2 separate regions of the Homo sapiens genome follow, and region 1 is linked to region 2. A link is an interaction called in ENCODE POLR2A ChIA-PET data of the cell type or tissue named here. Cell type or tissue: PC-9. All regions are shown on one strand. Links, peaks and the distances in the headings refer to the core of each region. The heading gives the core; the rest is flanking DNA.

The links. ChIA-PET counts read pairs that join two places held together with the same protein. Peaks named below come from ENCODE experiments on the same cell type or tissue, not always from the same donor. Only the 100,000 strongest peaks of a DNase experiment are listed, where the experiment ranks them.
Region 1: POLR2A ChIA-PET joins it to region 2 with 6 read pairs; 3 of 35 experiments call an interaction of 5 or more read pairs at or near these places.

Annotation. Positions count from the first base shown.
Region 1 is chr10:17,342,738-17,355,274 of GRCh38, forward strand. The region is part of intron 4 of ST8SIA6 (ST8 alpha-N-acetyl-neuraminide alpha-2,8-sialyltransferase 6); the gene reads right to left. Among named protein-coding and RNA genes, the nearest start is that of ST8SIA6-AS1, 38 kb to the right of the region's middle. RefSeq lists a silencer at 1,560-1,760. In PC-9, for the core only: no CTCF peak of the experiment used is centred there; a DNase peak (open chromatin) is centred at 6,074; H3K4me3 peaks cover 675 bases; H3K27ac peaks cover 2,616 bases.
Region 2 is chr10:17,490,552-17,503,088 of GRCh38, forward strand. No RefSeq gene overlaps it. Among named protein-coding and RNA genes, the nearest start is that of ST8SIA6, 42 kb to the left of the region's middle. In PC-9, for the core only: no CTCF peak of the experiment used is centred there; no DNase peak of the experiment used is centred there.

The sequences.
Region 1 (12,537 bases), core at 1,776-9,775, 150 kb before region 2:
CAGAAGTTTGAGACCAGCCTGGCCAACATGGTGAGACCCCCTCTCTACTAAAAATACAAAAATTAGCCGGGCATAGTGGTGGGTGCCTGTAGTCCCAGCTACTCAGGAGGCTGAGGTGGGAGGATCGCTTGAACCCAGGAGACGGAGGCTGCAGTGAGCTGAGATCGCGCCACCATGCTCCAGCCTGGGTGACAGAGACACCCTCTCAAAAAATAAAAATAAGAATGACAAAGGCAGCAGGGCGTTATGATAATGGCTCAATATGAGATGCTCTTCTTGGTCTTCCCCTAAACCTCAGTACTCCCAGAGCAAATCATTCCTTTCGCAAATATTCATCAAGGGCATCCCGGGTGCCTTGCACTGTGCTAGGCTCTGGGGATATGCCAAGGAATGACCCAGACCCCCAGCCTGTCCTCTTCTTGCTCCTGGGACAGCACAATGTAGATGAGAAGCAGAAGGTGGAAGAAGCCTCTGAACAAGGTAACAAAGGTGAACAACGGTTGTTAACTATGGTCCAGGAAGAAAGGTCAGCAAGATAGAGGGAATCTTTTCTCTACAAAGGGTCACTGAACCACAGGAAGAAAAATCAATAGACGGTTGTGCAAGCAAAGAACAATTTGATTCTCCCCTAGAGAGCCACAGAAAATATTGTATTCGTAAGCTCATAAATGTTTGAAAAGGTAATAGAAAACTATTTAATGAGCTCAGAAAATAGTTTCTAAATTTCAGCTCTGATGTTATTGGTACCTGCAGAAGAGAGGTGGAGAGGTTAAAGAGAAAGAGCAAACTAAGACTGCAGAAACCAAGGGAAAAGAAGAAGAAACAGGTGAACATTGCACAAAACAGAGGAGGAAAGAAAAGTAATGGGCACATGAAATAAAACACAGAAAGAGAGCCCTGAGAAAAACAGAAGAGATGAAGACAGAAGGCAAAAGACAGTCATCCACAGAAACCAAGGATTATAGAGACACATGAAATAGACAGATAGAAATGCAAACACGTGATCAGAGGAGCAGGTTTACACAGATAGAACGTTCTACAGAAAGTGCCCGGAAAGAGAGACGCCAGACAGTGGCTCAGATAGGAGCATAAAAAGGGAAACGTATTTGAAGCTCATGTCTATAGATGCATAAATAATAATAATAAATACATGCATGGCTTGTACTGTCTCAAGCACTCTTCCAAGCACTTTATATATTATTTAATCCTTATAAAAGCCTTATGAGGGAAGCGCTATTATCATCCCTGTTGTTGTCCCCATTTTTCAGATGTAGAAGCTGGGTCAGAGCGGTGAAGTTACTTGCCTGAGGTCACACAGCTAGCTAATGACATGACTGAGACTTGGACACAGGCAGTCTAGTCTTAATAGCTGTGTGCTCTTAATACTGCCCTATATCCCTCTAATTATTGTCTAATATATGCACAAATAAACCATGGCAAAGATGCACAGAGGGGGAAAAGTCAAGAAGAAAGCCCACACAGTCACTGTCACAAGACATGAATAAACTCTGTTGTATTAGTAAGATTTCACGCTGCTAATAAAGACATACCAGAGACTGGGTAATTTATAAAGAAAGGAGGTTTAATGGATTCACAGTTCCACGTGGCTGGGGAGGCCTCCCAGTCCTGGCAGAAGGCCAGGAGGAGCAAAGCCACATCTCACATGGTGGCAGGCAAAGAAAGAATGAGAGCCAAGCGAAACCACTTGGGTCTCTTTTCTTATAAAACCATCGGATCTCATGAGACTTACTCACTACCATGAGAACAGTATGGGGGAAACCACTCCAGTGATTCAATTATCTCCCACTGGGTCCCTCCCACAACATATGGGCATTAGGAGAGCTATAATTCAAGATGAGATTTGAGTGAGGACACAGTCAAACCACATCATCTGTCCTTCGTGGGAAAATATCTACACCTTTGGAAATTTTGGAAATTGTGATTAAATATTCTTAAGCTGTGCTGAATGTTCCCAGCTATATTCATAAGAAAGGAGGGAAACAGTGTCCAAATCCCTCCCTCGCAAGGGCCAGGGAAGACCCAGCCAGATACAGGTTAAGGGGCTGCAGGTTGGAAACTGGAGTGCACAGAGTCAAGGCTAAGGGTGAAAATCCATGCCCAGGCAACAGATTGCTTGGGGCTGGGTGAACCAAGACAAACTCCTGCAAGAAAGATAGGATATCTTTTCACGTGGACATGAATGGATAAACAAATCAAGCACTTAGTACTATTCTTACTACTAGGAATGTAACAGAAAAAAAGACAGAGAACATCCCATCCCATGGAGAACTCTTAGCTAGTGGGAGAGAGACAACAGCAAACAATTAGAACACGGTGCCGTCAGTCTACACTGCAGCAGGGGGAGGAGGAGGGAAGAGCTGGGCTAGGCCAGGCCTACTATATACCTCTGAGGCATCACAGAAGGAGCTGCAAGGGGTGAGACTGCAGCACAAAGGCCCACTTCCTCTTGTGACAACAGTGGACCTTTGAGACTGAGATGCCTGGAGCATTTCAGGTGCTGCTCTGAGTGGGACAATCCACTCCCTAATCTTGTGTTTATATTTTGCTGGTTCTGTAATTAAAGCAAAGTACAAGCAAGTTTGGCTGAGTACAAATCCACAATCATGCAAGCCCAAGGAACTGGGCCAGGCATGGCGTCAAGAGCACGTTGGAAGGTACCTAAGCCACCCAAAGTATGGGGACTCAGCTCCCCAGAAGACACAAAGCTTAAGCTGAAAACTTAAACAGAACTAGCCAGGTGAGGCAGGAGAAGGAGATGGAGGGGTAAAGACTGTTTGAGAAGCAGGAAGGAGGGAATGTGAAAGCCTGGAGAAGAGAGAGAGAGCATAGAATGTGCAAAATTCTGAAAGAAATCCTGTGTGGCTTGGCAGATGGAGAACTAGGTGGAGAATGCTGGAGAACTATAGCAAGAGTCTTACAGGCATCACAAAATCAACAATGTGGCTTTCTTCTATGGGAGAGGGCAAAGCATTGAAGGGTCTTATTTATGGAAGTGACACATGGGATATGCATTTTAGGATGTGCACCCTGGCTTCAGTGAGGATAGATTAGTGGGTCTGCAGAAAGATCCCACTAATCAGTTAGAAAGATAGGCAATGACACAGTGTTGCAGTGGCCACCATCAACTCTTTCTCTCCCTACATGCACATGACAAGAAATGAAACCTAAAATTCCTCCGCTTGAATCGGGGCTGGCCTTAGGAAGTGCTTGAACCAGTAGAATGTGGCAGAAGAAGTGACATTCTGGGATTTCCAATGCGAGGTCATAGAAAGTGTTGTGGCTTCTGCCTGGATCTCTTGGAACGTTCATTCTCTGGACACTTCCCCAAGGAATCCAGCCATTCCCCAAAGGAATTGAGCCTTCTTGAGCTGCAAGAAGCTCAAGTCACATATGGAGGTTCCTTTGAAGATCCTTTAGGTGGCAGCTCTAGCTGAATTCCTAGTAAGCAGTCAATGGTAACTTAACTGACATGTGAGCGTCACATCTTGGATGTCCAACTCAGGCGAGCTCTCAGATGACTCCAGTGGACTGCAACCCTATGAAAGCCCTCCATTAAGAGTTCCCTGGGCTGGGTGTGCTGGCTCACATCTGTAATCCCAACACTTTGCTGAGGTGGCAGGATCGCTTGAGCCAAGGAGTTGCCTGGGCAACATAGGGAAACCCCATCTTTACAACAATTTCAAAAATTAGCTGGGCTTGGTGGCATGCTCCTATAGTCCCAGCTACTCAGGAGGCTGAGGCAGGAGGATTGCTTGATCACAGGAGGTCAAGGTTGCAGTGAGCTGTGATGGTGCCACTGCATACCAGTTTGGGTGACAGAGTGAGATCCTGTCTCAAAAACAGTAACAACAACAACAAAAAAATTCCCCAGCTGAGCCCAGGCAGCCCACGGAACTGAGAGAGAATATGAAATCACTGTTTTAAGCCATCAGTTTGGGGGCAGTTTATTATGCAGCAATAGATAACCAACATGCCAGTTAAGAGAGAACAATAGCTATGTGTGTCTGGGCTCTCCAGAAAAATACAATCAACAGTCTATCATCTATCTATCTATCTTATATCTGTATTATCTATCTATGTATGTCTCTATGTATCTTTGTATCTATGTATTTATGTATCTATCTATCGATCTATCGAGACTTAAGAATTGGTCCACACAATTGCAAGGGCTAGCACATCTAAAATCTGTAGGGTAAGCCTGCAGGTTGGACATCCAGGCAGGAGTTGATTCTGCAATCTTGAAGCAGAAATACCTCTTCTCTGGGACACCTCAGTTTTTGCTCTTAAGGCCTTTAATTGATTGAGATGAGACCCACCCACATTATCAACGGAAAGCGCCTTTACTTAATGTCAATTGATTGTTGACGTTAACCACATCTACAAAATACATCACAGCAACACTTAGATTAGCATTTGATTAAATCACTGGGTACTATAGCCTAGCCAAGTAGACACATACAATTAGCCATCCCAGTAACCCAGACCAGAGATGGGTGGTGAGATTGCAAAAGGATAGATTTAAAACATTAGGGTGTGAGACTTTAGCAAAAGTTTGGCGATGGACTAGAAATGGACACTGAAGGAGAAGACAGCAAGGGTCATGCAGGGCTTTCTGATTCAGGCCACTGGGAGAAGGATGCTGACTTCTCTGACACACAGAGTAGCGTAAACGAGAGGGGAGAGGGCAATGATAATAATGAAGGTGGTGACCTGTTGTGGTTTTAATTCATGCTAAGACTTGTAAAGAAAAAAAAAACGGGATCACGTTGCAGAATCGGAGTGAGATTGTGAAAAAGCAGGACTGTGAAATCTTTGGAAAGAAGTAAGGGGTGCACCCATCCGGCTGCCTTCAGGTGCCATTTGCAATGAGCATAAAGCTGTGACAGAAGTGACTTGCAAGGATCCCTCCAGGGGTCTAATTGCAAGAGTGTCCTTTGCCTGCCAAAGCGGGTGGATCACGAGGTCACGAGATCGAGACCATCCTGGCTAACACAGTGAAACCCTGTCTCTACTAAAAATACAAAAAATTAGCCGGGCGTGGTGGCACGTGCCTGTAGTCCCAGCTACTTGGGAGGCTGAGGCAGGAGAATCGGAGGCTGAGGCAGGAGAATCGCTTGAACCCGGGAGATGGGGGTTGCAGTGAGCCGAGATTGCGCCACTGCATTCCAGCCTAGGCGATGGTGAGACTCTGTCTCAAAAAAAAAAAAAAAAAAAAAATTAAAGCTGATTGTGAATTGCTAAGTGTGAAAAACACAAGTTCTAAAAATACAAAATCAACAGTTAAGATGAATGTTAAGATTTCAGAATATATTTTAATTTGCAGACAAAAAAAAAATCTAGGTCACTGCTATTATTGTTCAATGTGTGAAGAAGAAAATGTAAAGAAACCAATTTTCGTTGACGGATTATAAACTTTTATTCAGTTAGATATTTTTAGGGAAGGAAAAGGGAAGAGTAGGAACCTTTTTTTTTTTTTTTTTGCAGACTTTGGCAACATATTGAGAGCCTGAATTAACACTGAATCCTATGAAAACAGTTTTGTAATTATAATGCTGAATCAGTCTTATGTGTAATTACACCAATATGCTACTCTGTGAAACATTTCTTAAGGGAAATGTTCGTGGTATATTTTGTATTTATGCCACTGTCTTTTATAAAAGGTCTCATTATTTCATGAACTTCAATTTACCAGGCCAAGTCCTAACTGTAGGCTTAGGCAAGGGCCAGCAATGCACGTATATTTCAAGGAGCTTCGTCTGTGCTCTGAGAAACTGTGTCTTGCACAGGTGGAGAAACAGGTAGGCAGTTCAGTTCTGCTCATGGCCATTTAGTGAGGCGGGTTCACATACCTAAAGGGGCCCTAACTGCTCCCAGAAAGCCAGCGCGCATCTCAGGCATTGTTCCAGGACGGCTCCCACGGTTCGCTGTGGAATTCATCATCTTCCGCTTTTTGGCTTCAGTCCCACACTCAGCTTCTGTTTTTGCCTGGCCTCTGGGAACTGCTTTTGGCTTCTGGCTCCCTTCCAAATCCTAACTTTTCATCTATGCCCTTAGGCTTCACCCAGCAGAATCTCAAATAAGAATGATCCTTCCTACCCTGGGTTCCTCAGCCCTTACTTAGCCCTAGTCAAGGGCTAAGTAATCGGGGCGGGGCGGGGCGGGAAGCGTAACTCTTGGCTCTGCCTGTACTCGAGCTGATTAATTTTCAGGGAATTCAGAGCGATTCCTGATTAGACCTCAGAGCACGTGGTTTGACCGGCCATCTGGAAAGGGAGGGACAAGCCACAGACAGTTCATATAAAGGTAAATCCTTTTCTACGGAAAATAATGCACAGAAAGACGATAACCTAGAAAGTTGAAGTTTAATACTTTCTGCTTGGTGTGACCTACTTTCCATCATGAAAAGACCAAAGAAAGTTCAAACAGAACGAACTGAACAGGAAGAGTTGGTCCTTACCAAGAACGTGGTATAATCCATATGAAATGATCACAAAAGCAAAACTGGGGTTTATAATTGTTTACACATCCCCCTAGGCAGAGGACTGGAACAGAAACTATTATAGCATTATTGCTCCATCACAGACTTGCTGTATTTATTGCAGATACCAAGAGTTTAAACTAGTTAGTAAAATATTAATTGTAAGCCAGAAAAATGATATTAAACTGGAAATAATCAGAATAGCTACCATGTACTGAGATTCTAATATATAACGGACTCTGTACTGAGCATTTGACATATTGAATATTCATAAAAACTCACAGAGGTTAAGTATTGCTCCATTTTACTGATAAAGACACTGGCTAGGAAAACTGGCTTAGCCTAATAAGAATAAAGACGTTGCCATAAATAACCAGCGGCAAAGGTAAAATGCTGCCTTTAAGATGTTCTAGTAGTAACTTATTCACTTACAGGGGAGACCAAATTTAAAAGAAAATGAAAGATTAGGGATAACAAACAAGAAACATCAATAATAAAATGCCTGAAACAAACAAGACACATGGAGTCAACTTAAAGCTGAGCCTAGAAACCAGACTGTACTCCCCAGCCCTTTCCAACTCCTAGTTCCTATAGTGAGTCTTGACCTATTTTCTGAACCACCTAGAAAGATCCTTTGTTCTTCCTGATGCATTACATAAAACACATGACTCAGATTAACCAGGTCTGTAAATTAAATAAACACACACACACACACACATACACACACAAATGAAAATGTATTAATCGTGGCTAGTGTAATGAAGGTGAATTTCAGGATAATACATCAGCAATGACTTAATCAGGTTGTCCAGGGAAGGCTTCCTTGAGGAAGGGATAACTGGTTCTAAACTGGTTGGGACAGGGGTGGAAGTGGTTGGAGCGATGTGGCCAAAGTCCGTAGTCCCTCCAGTTATTGGGCAAGAAGTAGATGAGAAGGATTCATCGTGGTTCATGGTGACCAGTTTGAAGGTCATGGAATAAGTAGAAGGTACTATGAAAGAGTAGGTATAGACAGCTCCTTCCAGGATTTGGCTGTGTCGTGGAGGACAAAGCATCTTTGAGTATTTAAGAAATGAAACAAAAAATAAAATCGAGATGGCATGCTGACATACTGTGATTTTAGAATCGACTGGCTCACAATGAATGCTTGCTTCACACCAAAGGAGTAGTTTATGTTATTAAGAAAACAGTGATCTAGCCCCAGCTACTCAGAAGGCTGAGGCGGGAGGATCGTTTGAGTCCAGGAGTTCGAGACCAGCCTGGGCCACATAGTGAGACCCTATCTCAACAAAACAAAACAAAACAAAAATGATCTAAGAAATCCAGTGATTTAGGGATTCCAAAGGCAGGAAAACATTCCATTTCAGCCCCAATAGATTGGAGGAAAATTAAGAGCTTCAAATAGACACCACCTTTTTTTTTTTTAGCAACACTTCTATACCTCAGTTAAAATAGAGTTGTCTATTGAACTAGCCACTTGGTACATTGGGAAAAATCCCAGCAACCTACAGGGGAGCTGTCTGTAGTCTGTGTGATCATCAGGCTGACATCACACTGACAGGTAAGATACGGCCATTGATAGTTATCCCTGCTTCAGGTTAATCCATGACACTAATCTCAGAGTAGAGTTTGATCTTCAAACTAGGGCTCCCTCAAAAAATTGGGAAGGTGGCATGACCTGTACATTTAGAATCAGAAAGTCAGACATCAGTGATTGCCCCTTAATGAATCTAGTGAGATACAAAATGGAAGACATGGTATTCAGAAAAGCCAAGAATATTACGAGACCTCAATAACTGGAGAAGCCTCATTTCATCATCTTGCCACTTTTCCCTTTCCCTGAAACTGCTGAGTGTTCCCTGCCCCCACCCCAGCATCTCTCTTCTAATTGCTCTACTGGGCTTCTCAGTCCATGTCTTCATCACTTCACACCTGGCCTAGTGCAGAAGAGGCCACCTGTCCTATCTATCCTGCACAAGTCTACTGCACTAATCATTTTGACATGTGATGGCAGAGGCAGCAATGGATATTGAGAATTCCAAGACTAGATATCCAGTTCCTTCATTTACTAGTGATGACACCTTGGAAAATTCATCTCAATTCTCTGAACCTCTACCTCTTCATTTGTTAAATGGGGTTAAAAAAAAAGTTAAATTTCTTCCAGGATAAAAGTAAAAAAAAATTTTAGTACTGTAACCAGGACATCTATATTTAACCTTCATTTTATGTTAAATTATTCCACCATCACATACTAGATGAAACCCAAACTCCTAGGGCCCCACATAACATGACAGCTAAAGAAAGAAAATGAATAAATACCCAAAGGAAATGAAATCAATATGTTAAAAAGATACCTACACTCCCACGTTTACTACAGCATGATTCACAATAGCCAAGATGTAGAATCAGCCTAAGTGTCCATCAATGGCTGAATGCATAAATGAAATGTGGTATATATACACAGTGGAATAGTATACAGCCTTAAAAAATGAGGAAATTCTGTCATTTGCAGACAACAAGAATAAACCTGGAGGACATTATGCTAAGTGAACTAAGCTAGGCACAGAAAGACAAATACAGCATGGTCTCACTTACATGTGGAATCTAAGAAAGTTGAACTTATAGAAGTACAGAGGAGAATGGTGGTTACAACAGGTTGGGAGGAGATGATGGTCAAAGGGTACAAAGTTTCAGTTGGGCAGAAAGAATACATTTTTCAAGATCCATTGCACAACATGGTGACCATAGTTCCTAATAATGTATTGCAGATTTCAAAACTGCTAAAAGAGCAGATTTTAAATGTTCTCACTAAAAAAAAAAATGTTAAGCATATGAGCTGATGGATATGTTAATTAGCTTGATATAATTATTCCACAGTGTATGCATATATCTAAACACCATATTTTATTCCATAAATAGATACAATATTCATCAATTAAAAATAAACATTTAAATTTAAAGGAATAATAAGTAAAACTCTTCAAAAAGTCCAAATTCAATCAGCAACTCAGATGTCTAAGTTTTTCCCTTAACAGCTAATGCGTACATTGATATTGTTCAGTTTGTAAAAGACCAGCTCATATATTTGAGTAGAGTGTCAGAACTAACGCAAGGTAAAATGAAATATAAAAGAATATGATGATTAAAGCAAAGGATAGGAAGTCAATTGAAATATAAACTCATGAGTGAAGGAACAATGTTAAAACACTGGAGAAAGATCTATCTACTTTGATATTGTACCAGTGTAAACAATGTAATGTACCAATGAAGACATGGCAAGCAATGTTGTAAGGAAAAGAGAATTTGAAACACAAGGCAGGCTGAAAGGGAGCGTATTTGACATGTGAACATAAAAATATATAGCTAATATTGAGTACAACTTGGGAGATAAATTTTGAAGTAGAATTTAGAAGACCAGTGAACCCCACGTGAGTTCCATATACTTTGATGGCAAAGTTTATATTCTGAAGACCAAGGAGAGGAGCTAGTCCCTAAATGTGCAAGAGTTAGTTTCTGTTATTAAATACGGAAGAAGTAATGACATGGTGTGGTTTCTGTTGCTTTTTCTAAATGCACAGGCATGCTGTATGGTAATGACAAATAGAAGATGATATGACAGTATATTAATGCTGAAAAATGGTCTTGATGCAGAGGAAACAAAGAAAAAAGCTTTTTCAATCTGACAGCTGACCCAAATCACCTATCATAAAGTACACACTTCTTAAATTAAAAAAAAATAAAATATGTATTGCTTTCAGCTGTCAATGTAGTCACCCTGTATGAATTGTAAACAGCAAACATTTAGAGGCTCAGAAAAATGAACTTAGTCTTGTATTATTGAAAGAAGCCCCTAGCAGAGATGATTTTTGGTTTTCTCCAAGAACTTTGTCCTACAGAACAAAATGCCTGGGACATAATAAGGGTCAATAAATGTTAATTGAATGAAAAAGTGTAAGCTCACAAAACACTTACCAAAGTCAGACAATACTGTTGCTTTTGCAGAAATAGTTCAGAAAATAAAGTGAAAACTTTGTGGTAAAACTAAGTGTGATTTTCCAGTTTTATGATCTAATGCAAAAATTTGATTAACTTATCCCATCTCTTTTCATAGTTTATATCGTTTCACAAAGTTAAATCATTAAATGGTATGGTTTGAATAATGTAAATGTCATATAGCTGAAACAATTAACATAGGTGGTAGATATGCAGGTGTATTTTGTTTAACACTATTTTCTTCAAAGAACATAAATAAAAATGAAAGCAAGATGGTGACTGTTATTTTAGAAATATCAATTAATCTACAAATACAGCACTGGAATCTTTTCTCACATATCCAACACAAGAAAGACAAAGGAATAACTTCCAAGAAATTTTAATCAAACCTGAGGGGATAATACAAGATTTAATAAAATTGCCACAGTGTAATAGTTATCTGTAACAAAGTAATCAGGCACGAAATACCTGTTTTACAAGTCATTTGAAAGGTATCTCATTTGCATGAGTCATAAATGTGTGGGTTGACATAATAGCACTGTTTCCTGCCACTAAGTTTTCAGTAAATATGTGATTGATAATATTCAGTCATCTTGGATTCCAGCTCATCTCTTTGAAACCTGACGATGTCTATAAAAATCAAATGGTATTAGTGGCTCCAAAAGAAACTAAGAAACAAAATAATAGTGTGTGTATTTCGGGGTTGGGGGCGGGAAGAAAGTAAAATAGAAATTAAGGACTGTTACTGTGTACCTATTAGTTTTCTGTAATTGGCTACAGAAATGAATACAGTTCTTTTAAGTTAGAAAACTATTCAAGAAAGCTAATGCAGTAATTACCATGCAAGTTACCTAGGGAATCTAAGACTAATTACTGGAGCTCAAAGATCTGCGGGGATAAAACCTGCTTACCAGAAGTTTCCAGAGCTTCACAAAGAAGCCTTCATGGGTGAAGCAGAAGAACTGGGGAAGGAGGACTAGAGGGCGTCTCATATCATGTTTAATTTAAATTTAACCATCTCAATGTTATTCTCAAATAGCTGAGTGTCACGCTCAAGCAAATGATTATCCATCAGTTTTCTAAAAATCAGAGGGAGAGACTGTGAAGAGCAATAATTTCTTAGACTGAAATCCAGGTAGATTTTTCACAAATTATTCTGTGCATTAGCTTGTCCTTGGAGGGAAGGGGGTGGGGACCTCTTATAGGAGAATCAATCAAGCTTTTAAAAGCAGAAAAGGCAGACACCTCAACATTGTTGACTTTGTACTGCTACACCTAAAAGAAATTAGATACCAAGAAAGAACAGAGAGCAGGACATCTTCAACTCTTACTTAAATCTCTCTTTAACTGAGTTCAACTAGTATCTCACAAAATGTAAATTCATAGCGGAAACTTAGAATCTGCGGTAAATTTCAGGTAAATCTGAGCCAGACTCACACCTATGCTTGGGATAACCATGCCATCTTGGAAGGTGATTGGATAGGCATCCTGGATAGGCAATTGAATCCCAGAGTCTCAGGGCCAGAAAGATCCTTAGAAATACATTAGTCCATGTGGAAGGTTCTAGACTCTTGGAGAATCTGATGAAAGCCACAGATTCTTTTCCCAGAAACGTGTACAAAATCTCACAATTTTGAGAGTTTTAGGAAACCGCTTTCATGGACTTCAGATTAAGAATCTTCCTAGTTAAGCCTTTCATGTTTCCGGGTAAAAGCTGAAGGAAGTTTGAGACTCAAGCGCCAAGCTGCCAAGTTCTCAGACCCACAATTAAGTGCTGAATGAGTAAAAGCTTAGGAATCTATAAAAAGAGGACAAACCCCCTCGTAGCACAACAAGAAAGTTAAAATAAAATTGCTGAGAAGATAGACTTGGAGAAGCCCTATCTCTTACAAAAGCCAGATTTAAACTGCAGTTGCTTTTCTTTTTTGAGAGAATTCATTTTCTCTTAGCATTTATATTTTCCCCAGACCAAGCAAAAGGTCTTCTGTATCCAGTTGTCTTAAAGTCAGCTCAAACACATCCTGTCCAAGATGCTTTTATCTTCT
Region 2 (12,537 bases), core at 2,445-10,444:
CTGTCTCTACAAAAAACAAAAAATAAAATTAGCCAGGCATGATGGTGTGCTACCGTAATCCTGGCTACTTAGGAGGCTGAAGTGGGAGGATCGCTGGAGTCCAGGAGGTCAAGGCTGTAATGAGCTATGATTGCACCACTGCACTCCAGCCTGAGTGACACAGTGAGACCCTGTCTCAAAATATTTTAAAAGAGGAAAAAAAAAGAAAATGAGATGATTGGACAAAAGAAAAGTTTGAAATGTGAGCTAAGAGAATTTTAAAAAGAACTAGGAGTAAAAGAAAAAATAATTTCAGAAATGAAGACCAAAGTAGGATGAGCTTAAGGACAAATAAACATCATAAGAAAAAAAGAGAAAATAGAATGAGAGGAAAATAAGAAATTAAAACAAAATTTTAAAAAAAGATAAGGGCTGGAGAAGCCAGGTGTGGTGCCTCACACCTGTAATCCCAGCACTTTGAGAGGCCGAGGCAGGAGGATTGGTTGAGGCCAGCAGTTCAACACCAGCCTGGGCAACATAGCAAGATTCTGTCTCTACAAAAATAAAAAACATATTTTTTAAAATTTTTGAAAATGGTTTGGAGAGGGAGTAATAGATTATTACTTATATATTAGCATACATGTAATAAGAGTCTCAAAAGAAGAAACTCAAAGCAAGGGGAATGAATGCAAACTGGAGCTATAGTTCAGAAAAATGTTACTGATATCAAGTAGATCTGAATCCACATCTTTAACGGGCACATGAGGTACCTCGGAAAATCCATTGATAGTGGCCAAAATGAGACTTTTTTTTAAAGTAAATTTATTGAACTGAAAGAAAAGGGAAAAACCAAATGAAATCTTTAGACATCAAAGTGAAACAACCAAGCCACTCATTAGGGAAAGAGACTAAGACGGACAGATTTCTCAACAGCAACATTTTATACCATAGGGCAATGGAATAAAGTATATTACAAACAGTTAAGAAAATGTAGTCAAGGCCGGGCGCGGTGGCTCGCGTCTGTAATCCTAGCACTTTGGGGGTCCAAGGCGGGCAGATCACCTGAGGTCAGGAGTTTGAGACCAGCCTGGCCAACATGGTGAAACCCGGTCCCAACTAAAAATACAAAAAATTAGCCAGGCATGGTGGCGCGCACCTGTAATCCCACTACTCGGAAGGCCGAGGCAGGAGAATCGCTTGAACCCAGGAGGCGGAGGTTGCAGAGAGCTGAGATCACACCACTGCACTCCAGCCAGGGCAACAAGAGCAAAGCTCCCTTCCAAAAAAAAAAAAAAAAAAAGAAAAGAAAATGTAGGCAAGAATTTTATACCCAGTCAAGTTTAAAGTCATGCACAAACTGTTAAGAATATGCCAGAACTCATGGAGTATTGTTCTCTGTGCCCTTCCTAAGGAACCTACTAGAAAAAGACAAACAAATGACCGAAGAGGAATTGGCATAAGGATCAGGTGGGCGTTGAATATATATATTTACCTGTATAACAATCATTACATGATGGATACAAGGGTGACCCTATAGAATGTAGTTGTTACACGATACAGTACTACTATAAACAATTATAACACAATTGCTTTTAAAAGCTATCTTTATAAAGCAAGGCAAAATGAAACGAATAAACCTAACTGTTCCACGAGTTGGTGGCATAAGCTCAGACGGAGGAAGTATTTTAATTAACTTTAAAATACAGTAATCTGAGGTTACATCCCTGGTAGTATGTACCATAAAATCAAACAAGCAGAAAGTCTTAAACTGTTTTTTTAGCATTCAAATTTCTACTAATACTATTGACATTGCTATTCTGAAACTATTACTTTGTTAAAATAGAGACAGGGTTTTGCTATGTTGCCCAGGCTGGTCTCGAACTCCTGGGCTCAAGTGATCCTCCTGCCTTGGCCTCCTAAAGTGCTGTGATTACAGGAATGAGCCATCATGCCTGGCCAAGCTGTTATATAATATATAAGAGAAATCAAGTAAATAATTATGTGCATGCTGTTAGGAACCAGGATTTTTCACTTGAGAAAAAAAAAGATAGAATCAAATAAATACATTAAAACTTTATAATCCTAAAATTTCGATTGGAAATGTAAATATGAACTAATAATGTAATTTTAAAATATATACACACATATATAGACTTCAGTTCTGTTCTTTAAAAGGGCTTACTAGGCCGGGCGCAGTGGCTCACGCCTGTAATCCCAGCACTTTGGGAGGCTGAGGCGGGTGGATCACATGAGGTCAGGAGTTCGAAACCAGCCTGGCCAACATAGTGAAACCCCACCTCTACTAAAAATAAAAAAAATTAGCCGGTTGTGGTGGCACACACCTGTAATTCCATCTACTTGGGAGACTGAGGCAGGAGAATTGCTTGAACCTGGGAGGTAGAGGTTGCAGTGAGCTGAGATCACATCATTGCACTCCAGCCTGGATTACAGAGTAAGACTCCACCTAAAAAAAAAAAAAAAAAAAGGGGGCTTAATAATAATAAAACAAGTAGCAGTGAGTACCCCTGGTGTCTACGTTGTGGAATATAAATACTATTTTGCACTAAAAGAAACTAGAGCTTCTTGGACAAATGGCTAATTGCAGGTGTAGGGCAAGAAACACACAAATATTTTGTAACGCCAAAATATTTGGCATTACAAATGCCAAAAATTTGTAAATCTTAAATATTTTGTGCCAAAACAAGCCTAAATCATCATGTCAAAATGCCTTAAGGAGTCAAATTGAAGAGTCTTCAACTAGCCAAATATGGGACCATTGGAATTTTGAAGGAATATTAACCACCCTTAATTGAAATATGCCAGATATGTCTCAATCCTTTAGTCAGTAATGATACTAAAAGACCTCACTGGTCACATATGGAAGATGCTAGGAATCAACTCGTTATTTTGAAAACTGATGCAGATAAAATGAAATCAAGCCATTATTTTGCCTTATATGTTTGAAGTGTACCTGAGACAGTAACTGATGAGGGAAAAATTTGGAAGCATTCTAGCTAATGAAGAAACGTGATAGACTTAGAATATTACTCTATTACTAACCTTAATGAAATAGTAAATCATTAATGGCCATTGATATCACAGAGAGCCAACCAGACATATATGCCTCTGATAGAAATATACAACCCCGCTTAGGAAATATTACCATCAAAAAATTAAACCAGACTGCTGAAGCAAGGACAAATAAACATCATAAGAAAAAAGTGGAAAATGGAATGGAAGGAAAAATAATAAAAATAGATTATTATTTATATATGAGCATATAGGTGATAGGAACCTACCCAATTTAAAGGAAATGCAAGGAAAAGAAACATGTTAAACCATACATATAGGGATGCAATCAGATAGTTTTAGAATATGGGAAGCTTGACAGAGAAGTGTCCTGCCTTCCTTAAAAAATAAGTTATATCGCTTCTCGGCCTTTTGGCTAAGATCAAGTGTAAAAAATAAGTTATAGGCCGGGCACAGTGGCTCACGCCTGTAATCCCAGCACTTTGGGAGGCTGAGGTGGGCGGATCACGGAGTCAGGAGATCGAGACCATCCTGGCTAACACGGTGAAACGCCATCTCTACTAAAAATACAAAAAAAATTAGCCGGGCGTGGTGGTGGGCGCCTGTGGTCCCAGCTACTCGGGAGGGTGAGGCAGGGGAATGGCGTGAACCTGGGAGGCGGAGCTTGCAGTGAGCCGCGATCGCGCCACCACTCTCCAGCCTGGGCGACAGAGCGAGACTCTGTCTCAAAAAAAAAAAAAAAAAAAAAAAAGTTATAATGAACAAAAAGAAGGGGAAAGATGAGAAATCTATAGATAAAAAGGAAAGTAAGAAAGAGACATATTAACAAATTGCAGTGTATGAACCTTATTTGTATCTTAATTCAAATAAGTCAACTGTAAAACAATTATGAGATAATCAAATGTAAACACTAGTTGAATAGCTTAGAATATTAACAAATTATTAACGTTTTAAAGTTTAATATTGATGCTCTGGTTATATTTTAAAAGCGTTCTTATGCTTTACAGATTCATACAAACATATTTTTGGAGCAAAGAATATCATAAGACTGTTTCAGATTTTAAAAATGAGCTTGCCTCAAAATAATCTGGTGAGGCAAGAAAGTATAAATGGACCAAAATTGACCTTGAGTTGATAATTGTTAAAATCGAGTGATGAGACTTGGGGTTTGTTATACTATTGTCTACACTTTTGTATATCCTTAAAATTTCCGGTCGGGGGAATTTAGAAAACACACATGGTTCTGCTTTTTTTGTTGTTTTTTTTCTACTCCAAATTTATCTCAACCAGTCAGTGCATCTACTATAAGTATGCTAGATTAACTTTTCAGGTTACCCAGCCGTTTGAAAATGGGCCCTAAGTTAAAAGAATAAATCAAACTCTAAAGGTGACATATTTCCCTTGATGCTGGTTTATATCATTTGTCAATGAATTTTAATAAACACTCAGTGACATACTGATTGCTTTATACTAAATAGGCAAAAGAGAAAATGGATTATACCACTGGCATGAATAACACCATCTATCAATGCTGTGTGGCATGGTGACATCACTTTTGAAATTATCCCATTTCTTAATAGATGAAAATATCTTTTGTCATTTAAAATTATTATCCTGCCTCGGCATTACACGTTCACCTAAACATAATTTATGAAAACCTCTACTTATGTAAGAATTTTTATTCCTGCATGTTTTTCATCTTTCAGTTTATTTTAACAAGGCTGCACCCGAGCAGGAAAAAGCTGAAATTGAACTTTGCATAGCTAAGTAGGAGGAAGAATGTTGTATTCTTCAAACTGGATTGACACAAAGTATTCCACATGATGCAAAAATTAATAAGAAGTAGCCCTGGGCTTTTCTTTCTTATAGCTGCATATTGCTTCTAGCTTTTCATTCTCTTGTTATTAATTGGTCACAAATCTTGTTTTAGCTATCTCAGTGTTCCTCTCAGCTGATTTTTTTCTTAACCAAAATAATATATCATCCTATTTTTACAGTACATGGCTAATTTAGGCAATCACTGCAGTTTTAATTAATGGATTATGATCAAAGTGTTCAGCTTCAAAACCCATTCTTTTAGGCCAGAAATAAACTTTACAACCAGTGATATAGTACAACAGTGGATCTGGACATCCGGAGGTTCACTGCCACATGGCATGTTCTCTTGGTCTCAGTTTCTCATTTCTCTAGGTCTCAGTTTTCCTCCTTCAACATTTCATTGAATAAATATTTATATACCTTCTAAGTGCCCACATTTGTGCTGAAGTTAGCAATACAGGGGTAAGTGTGATATCACCTCCTTACAGTGGTGTTTGAATTGACACCAGAAAGATGGTTAAGAGTTAGAAGAATGACGAGTCAAGGATAGGAGTGTTTTGAGCAAGGAGAAATTCAAAGGTGCTTAGGAAAAGGATGTGTATACAATGAGGATGTAGGATTTAGAATGAAGGAGGACTTTGGGAAGCCGAGGCTGGCAGATCGCCTGAGGTCAGGAGTTTGAGACCTGCCTGGTCAACATGGGAAAACCCCATGTCTACTAAAAATACAAAAATTAGCTGGGTGTGGCGGCACATGCCTGTAATCCCAGCTACTCGGGAGGCTGAGGCAGGAGAATTGCAGAAACCTGGGAGGGAGAGGTTGCAGTGATCTGAGATCGTGCCACTGCACTTTAGCCTGGGCGACAGAGCAAGATTCTGTCTCAAAATAAAAAAATACAATGAAGGAGGAAGATAAGAAAATAGGCGTACTTGCTGAATGATAGGATTAAACTAAATGACCCATTAGGTCCTTCCAGTTCTAAATGCTTACATAACTGACCAGGCATGGTGGTTCACTCCTGCAATCCCAGCACTTTGGGAGGCTGAGGGGTTCTGGATCATTTAAGCCCAGAAGCTTGAGACCAGCCTGAGCAACCTGGTGGAACCTCATCTCTACTAAAAATAGAAAAATTAGCCAGGCGTGGTGGCATGTCCCTGTAGTCCCAGCTACTCAAGGGGCTGAGACAGGAGGATCACCTGAGCCTTGGGAGGTCGAAGCTACCGTGAGCCATGATTAGGCCATTGCACTCCAGTCTGGGTGACAGAGTGAGACCCTATCTCAAAAATAGAATGAACTAAATAAACTAAACGCTTCCATAACTCTGTAGCAGTTGTTGAATCAGAGAATCTACATTATCCTCTATTACCACCAAGACCATTTGCAAATTCTTAGCCTCTATAAATCTCAGTCTTTTCTATAGAATTGTGACTATACTTACCTTAAGTTTGTTGTGGTGCTTAAATAAGATAATATGTTTAAAACCTGTGTCTGGTATAACCTAATCATTGTGTATAAATGGTAATAGAAATGTATAAATGGCATAAATGTATATAAATGGTAATAATCATTGTTAGCTTATATTTTACGTTACTCAAAGAAGCTTCTGCACCTACTACCTTACTTTATTTTTTTAAAAAAAAAGTCCTAGGAGAGACTCATGAGAGTGTTTATTACTCCTGTTTTACAAATGAGAAAACTTGAGCTCAAAGAGGTGCTTTAGGAAATGAATGGTGGAAATTGGTCTCTTGGTTTCCTGTTCAGCTCTTTTCTTCTCCCCATCCCATATTATTTTTCTATTTTAGCTTCTCTTTGAACAAGTAAGAAATATTAACACAGACTGGGGGCTTGTACAGATTGGTTTATCTTATGGCTGAAGATTTTAGGTTTTCCTTTGAGTCGTTTTTCTATTATTCTAACAGATCGATCTTATACAAAAACAGTTCGTCTTATGCTAAGCCTTCTTTTTGGAGTGTTAAGATTCTGAATGTCCTGTCACTCAATGACCTGTTAGGATGAAGACCAGTAAGTGTTTTTAATCATTTTTAGGAGCACCATAGTCTCTGCTCCGTCATTCTTCCATTACTTTAGATATGTGAGCTAAAGCTTTCTTTGCAAGCTATTTCTCAGGAAATCAGTAAAGCTTCCACTAGAAATTGCCTCAATTGGATGACATTTCTCAAATAAAAAGTCACACCATTTGGGACCATGAGCTCATCTTCCCTTGACAATTTAGGAGAAGTAGGCTCATTCCTGGCTTCGTTTTTACTTGAATTACAGATACGAAAAACCTAAAAGCTATTGCAACCTTTGGAAGTGGAGGAAAAGAGGAAGATAGACCCGAAAGAACTTGTTGTCTGCCAACATGTAAACACTTCAGAGCTGACCTGTCTATTATTTAAAACAGATTAAACAGAAGTTCTCCTCTTCAGCAGCTGTGCAGTCAGGTGTGTGTATATTGCAGCTTAGTTCTTTTCCAGGCAGAGTCTTTAGTTCATCCAGGAACAGGAACGAGACGTTTTCTGACAGAACTCGAACTGAAGGGGACATATAATTTATTGGTTTGCATAACTCTGTTAAGGAAATGTTTCTTCTGCTATTCACCTCCAATTTGGCTGGCTGTTAAATCTGTAGTATAGCTAAAGATGTTTTCTAAATATTAGATATCCATTTTGAGTGTGATAAGTGTCCCTTAATTTGTTTTGTTTTTTTTTTTTTTGAGACAGAGTCTCACTCTGTTGCCCAGGCTGGAGTGCAATAGTGCAATCTTGGCTCACTGCAACCTCTGCCTCCCAGGTTCAAGTGATTCTTCTGCTTCAGCCTCCTAAGTAGCTGGGATTACAGGTGCGTACCACCATGCCTGGCTAATTTTGTATTTTTAGTAGAGACGGGGTTTAACTGTGTTGGCCAGGCTGGTCTCAAACTCCTGACCTCAAGTGATCGCCCGCCTCGGCCTCCCAAAGTGCTGGGATTACAGACATGAGTCACTGTGCTCGGCTGGGTTGTTTTCATGATGGGAGGAATCTATCAAGAGAATTGGTGCTGCCCGCTGTCTAGTCATTACCACAGAGTACAGGGCTGTCAAAGGTCTTGTTTTAAGTCTGTTTCCCTGAAAATTATCCCTGGCCATTTGCCTTGAATAGTTACATTTCAAAAATAAGATCTTTATTGAAAAAAGCAAAGATAAAAGTGAGAGGGAATGAATACCAATGCCAGATATCACACTGGTAAAGATTCATAGAATAGACACGGTAGCACAACCATTGGTTTTGTAGGTTTCCTGACTCTTTTCATGGCCCTTGGAATGGTTTTTACCCTACAGCCAAATTTCACATTTAGGGTGCCATCATCAATAGGGTTCTTTGCTACAAGTCAATTAATTAAATTGGTGGGTTCTTTAATATTTTAGACACTATCAATTAAATATGCACATAATAAAAGGCCTATACATTCCCATGAAATACCTGCTAAAATGTTTAAAAACTGGCCGGGCGCGGTGGCTCATGTCTGTAATCCCGGCACTTTGGGAGGCCGAGGTGGGTGGATCACCTGAGGTCGGGAGTTCAAGACCAGCCTGACCAACATGGAGAAACCCCGTCTCTACTAAAATACAAAATTAGCCGGGCATGGTGGCACAAGCCTATAATCCCAGCTACTCAGGAGGCTGAGGCGGGAGAATTGCTGAACCCAGGAGGCGGAGATTGCAGTGAGCCGAGATCACGCCATTGCACTCCAGCCTGGGCAACAAGAGTGAAACTCCACCTCAAAAAAAAAAAAAAAAAAATTTAAAAACTGGTGATACCATGGAATACTATGCAGCCATAAAAAAGAATGAGATCATGTCCTTTGCAAGGACATGGATGGAGCTGGAGGCCATTATCTTTAGCAAACTAACACAGGAACAGAAAACCAAATAGTGCATGTTCTCACTTACAAGCAGGAATTAAATGATGAGAACACATGAACACCTAGAGGGGAACGACACACACTGGGGCCTTTCAGAGGGTGGCAGGTGGGAGGAGGGAGAGGATCAAGAAGAACAACTGATGGTACTAGGCTTAATACCTGGGTGACGAAATAATCTGTACAACAAACCCCCATGACACAAGTTTACCTTTGTAACAAACCTGCACTTGTACCTCTGAAAAACACAACTGGTGATACACGTTTCAAGTGTGTCTGTGTGTATCTATAGTCTTTCTGTGAGCTACAGAATGAGAGTAAGACTCCTCCTTGTCTATTTTGACCTCCCACTGTACCCTGACCAGGACCTGCTGTAACAAATTTCTTCTCTTTCTAGTCTACGCCTTTGTATCTCATTTACCTCTTTCTCCACATGATGCTTGAGGCACCATACCGACTCCACTTTTCTCAGTTTATTAAAATCTACTGGGCATGGTGGCTCACACCTATAATCCCAGCATTTTGGGAGGCTAAGGCAGGAGGATCACTGGAGGCCAGGAGTTCGAGACCAGCCTAGGCAACACAATGAGACCCTGTCTCTACAAAAAAAAAAAAAAAAATTTTTTTTAATTAGCCAGGCATGGCGGCACGCACCTGTAGTCCCAACTACTTGGGAAGAGGCTGAGGTGGGAGAATTACTTGAGCCCAGGAGATCAGGGCTACAGTGAGCTATGATTGCACCATTGCACTCCAACCTGGGTGACAGAGTGAGAACCTGTCTCTGAAGAAAAAAAGAAAAATCTGGCCAGGCACGGTGGCTCACATCTGTAATCCCAGCACTTTGGGAGGCTGAGGTGGGTGGATCACTTGAGGTCAGGAGTTCAAGACCAGCCTGGCCAACATGGCGAAACCCTGTCTCTACTAAAAATACAAAAATTAGTCAAGTGTGGTGGCATGCGCCTGTAATCCCAGTTACTCAGGAGGCTGAGGCACGAGAATCGCTTGAACCTGGGAAGCGGGGGTTGCAGTGAGCCAAGACTGCACCATGGCACTCCAGCCTGGGCAACAGAGTGAGACCCTGTCTCAAAAAAAGAAAAAAGAAAAATCTACACAAATGTGCTCCTTCTATTACTAAAACCAGGATCAAATGACTAATTTTATTTGACTGTATGTGATAACTGCTTTCAAATTCATGACCATCATTCACTCTGCTTCTCCTTAGGAAATTTTTGTCTCATGGGTGACATATGTTTTGTAGGAGTTTGTGTTTTCCTTTTTGCTTTGGCTTCCTGGATGCTCAGGGTCAAACTTGTAACCCAATTTAGTAACTCCAATGGCCTTATGCCTTGCATTGCTGCATAATATGTTATTTCTTCTTCTTTTATTTATTTTTTTTTTGAGACAGAGTCTTGCTTTGTCACCGAGGCTGGAGTGCAATGGGCTCAATCTCAGCTCACTGCAACCTCCACCTCCCAGGTTCAAGCGATTCTCCGCCTCAGCCTCCTGAATAGCTGGGATTACAGGTGCACACCACCACGCCTGGTAATTTTTGTATTTTTAGTAGAGACAGGGTTTCTCTGTGTTGGTCAGGCTGGTCTCGAATTCCTGACCTCATGATCCGCCTGCCTTGGCCTCCCAAAGTGCTGGGATTACAGGCATGAGCCACCACGCCCGGCCCATAATATTTTCTAGTTTGTTTTATCTTGCTAATGAATGTAAATTTTTCTCTGGCCTTGATTTTTTAAATTACTCTCATATTATATATAGCTTTTAGACCCTCATCAAAATTTTTGTAGAGTAAATGAAAGTATACACATATGTATACATATAAATGCATATTATTTATATGTGTAAACTTATACATATAAATAAGTCCTTCAGTTATAGAATGCTGTTGAGAAAATCAGAGGTATTTTTAGGAGGGTACAACTAAGACAAAAGATTAATGCCTCTTTAGGAAAATACGCCTGAAATAAAATAACATCATGCCTAATAATTATCCTCTAGTTATTTTCCTGCAGCCTTACCACACTAATCCATCTATCGTCTTGAAATTATCTGTCTTAAACACAGATTAAATCACATTACTTATATAATTTACATAATCATAGTACTTACATAATTATCTGTCTGAAACAAAGATTTAATCATATTACTTTTCTGCTCTGGAACCTTAGATGACACGATTACAGAATAAGGGCTGAATTCCTAGGCATGGCATTCAAAATCCTTATAAGATACCACCCTCTTGGCTCGGCGTGGTGGCTGACGGCTGTAATCTCAGCACTTTGGGAGGCTGAGGTGGGCAGATCTCCTGAGATCAGGAGCCTGGCCAACATGGTGAAACCCCATCTCTACTAAAAATACAAAAAATTAGCCAGATGTGGTGGCGGGCACCTGTAATCCCAGCTACTCAGGAGGCTGAGGCAGGAGAATTGCTTGGACCCGGGAGGCAGAGGTTGCAATGAGCCGAGATCACACCATTGCACTCCAGCCTGGGCAACAAGAGTGAAACTCTGCCTCAAAAAAAAAAAAGATTCCATCCTCTTACCTGTTAAGCCTTTGCTCTCTTCCTAGATCTAACGTATTCTCCTCGCAAAAAAATTTGGACTACGTGTTTCTGGACATGACCTGCCCTTTTTTCTCCATCTTTGAGACTTTTCTTCCTCCCCTTTTTCCAAAGCCCACAGAAAATACCTCTTGCCTTCCTTCCTTCTGACCTGACATACTTCCCAGCCTGGGTTAATTTTAAGAACATCAACATGTTAATGATCCTCTTAATGAACATATGATTTTAGAACAACATAACAAACTGGTGTTCTCTTTTGTATTGACATTGAAAACCTTTTGTATCATCACTTCTTCCCAAGCTCACCTCAAGAAGTCTATCTTTTAGCCCAACATGTTCTCCCTTCTGTGACTGGTGCTTATTCTCTAACATATTTGGAAGCAATAGACCTTAATAATTGAGAGGTGTGGCTGTGAAGTTAACTCAACTTGGGTTCAGCCCACTTACTTCACCTCATCTGCAAAATAAGATGATAACACAGAAAACTTTAAAATACATCCATAAATTATTTGACAACGCTCTCATGAAGAGGCAGAGTCTGTGTGCCCTCCTCTTGAAACTAGGTACACTTGTGGCTTGTTTGTAAACAATGAAATGCAGGAGAAACGACACTCGGTAACTTCTAAGACTAAGCAAAAAAAAAAAAAGTTACGCAGCTTCTTCCCTGTTCACTGAGATATTCACTTGTGGAGGCTTAAACTAGCATTTAAGAAGTCCAATTACTCTGAGGCCACCAGGCTATGAGGAAAGCTAGGTCATACAAAAAGGCCCTTGGCTAAATGTCTGGTAGGAAGCCTCAACTGAATTCCCAGCCAACAGCCAGCATCCATTGCTAAGCATGTGACTGAAGACCTGTCCAGGTGATGCCAGCCCTCAATTGTGAAGTTCCCACTTGTTCATTGAGTCTTCCCAGTTGAGGACCAGCCTTCATGGAGCAGAGACGAGCCATTTCTGTTTTGCTCTGTCCAAATTCCTGAGCTACAGCCTGCAAGAACATAATAAAAGAGTTTCTTTAAGCTACTAACTTTGGGGATAACTTGTTATGTAGCAAAAATAATCAGAACAGAAATTTCACACCTAGAAATAGAGTGCTACTATACCAAAAATCTAAAGCATGAGGCGTTGACTTTGAAACCACTGTCTAGCAGCAGCTGAACGGGCTTTGAGGAGACTGTTATCATCTTAGGCTGGAGAAGGCTGTTGGTGGGGACTTGCAGACAAGCAAGGAAAATGTCATTAGA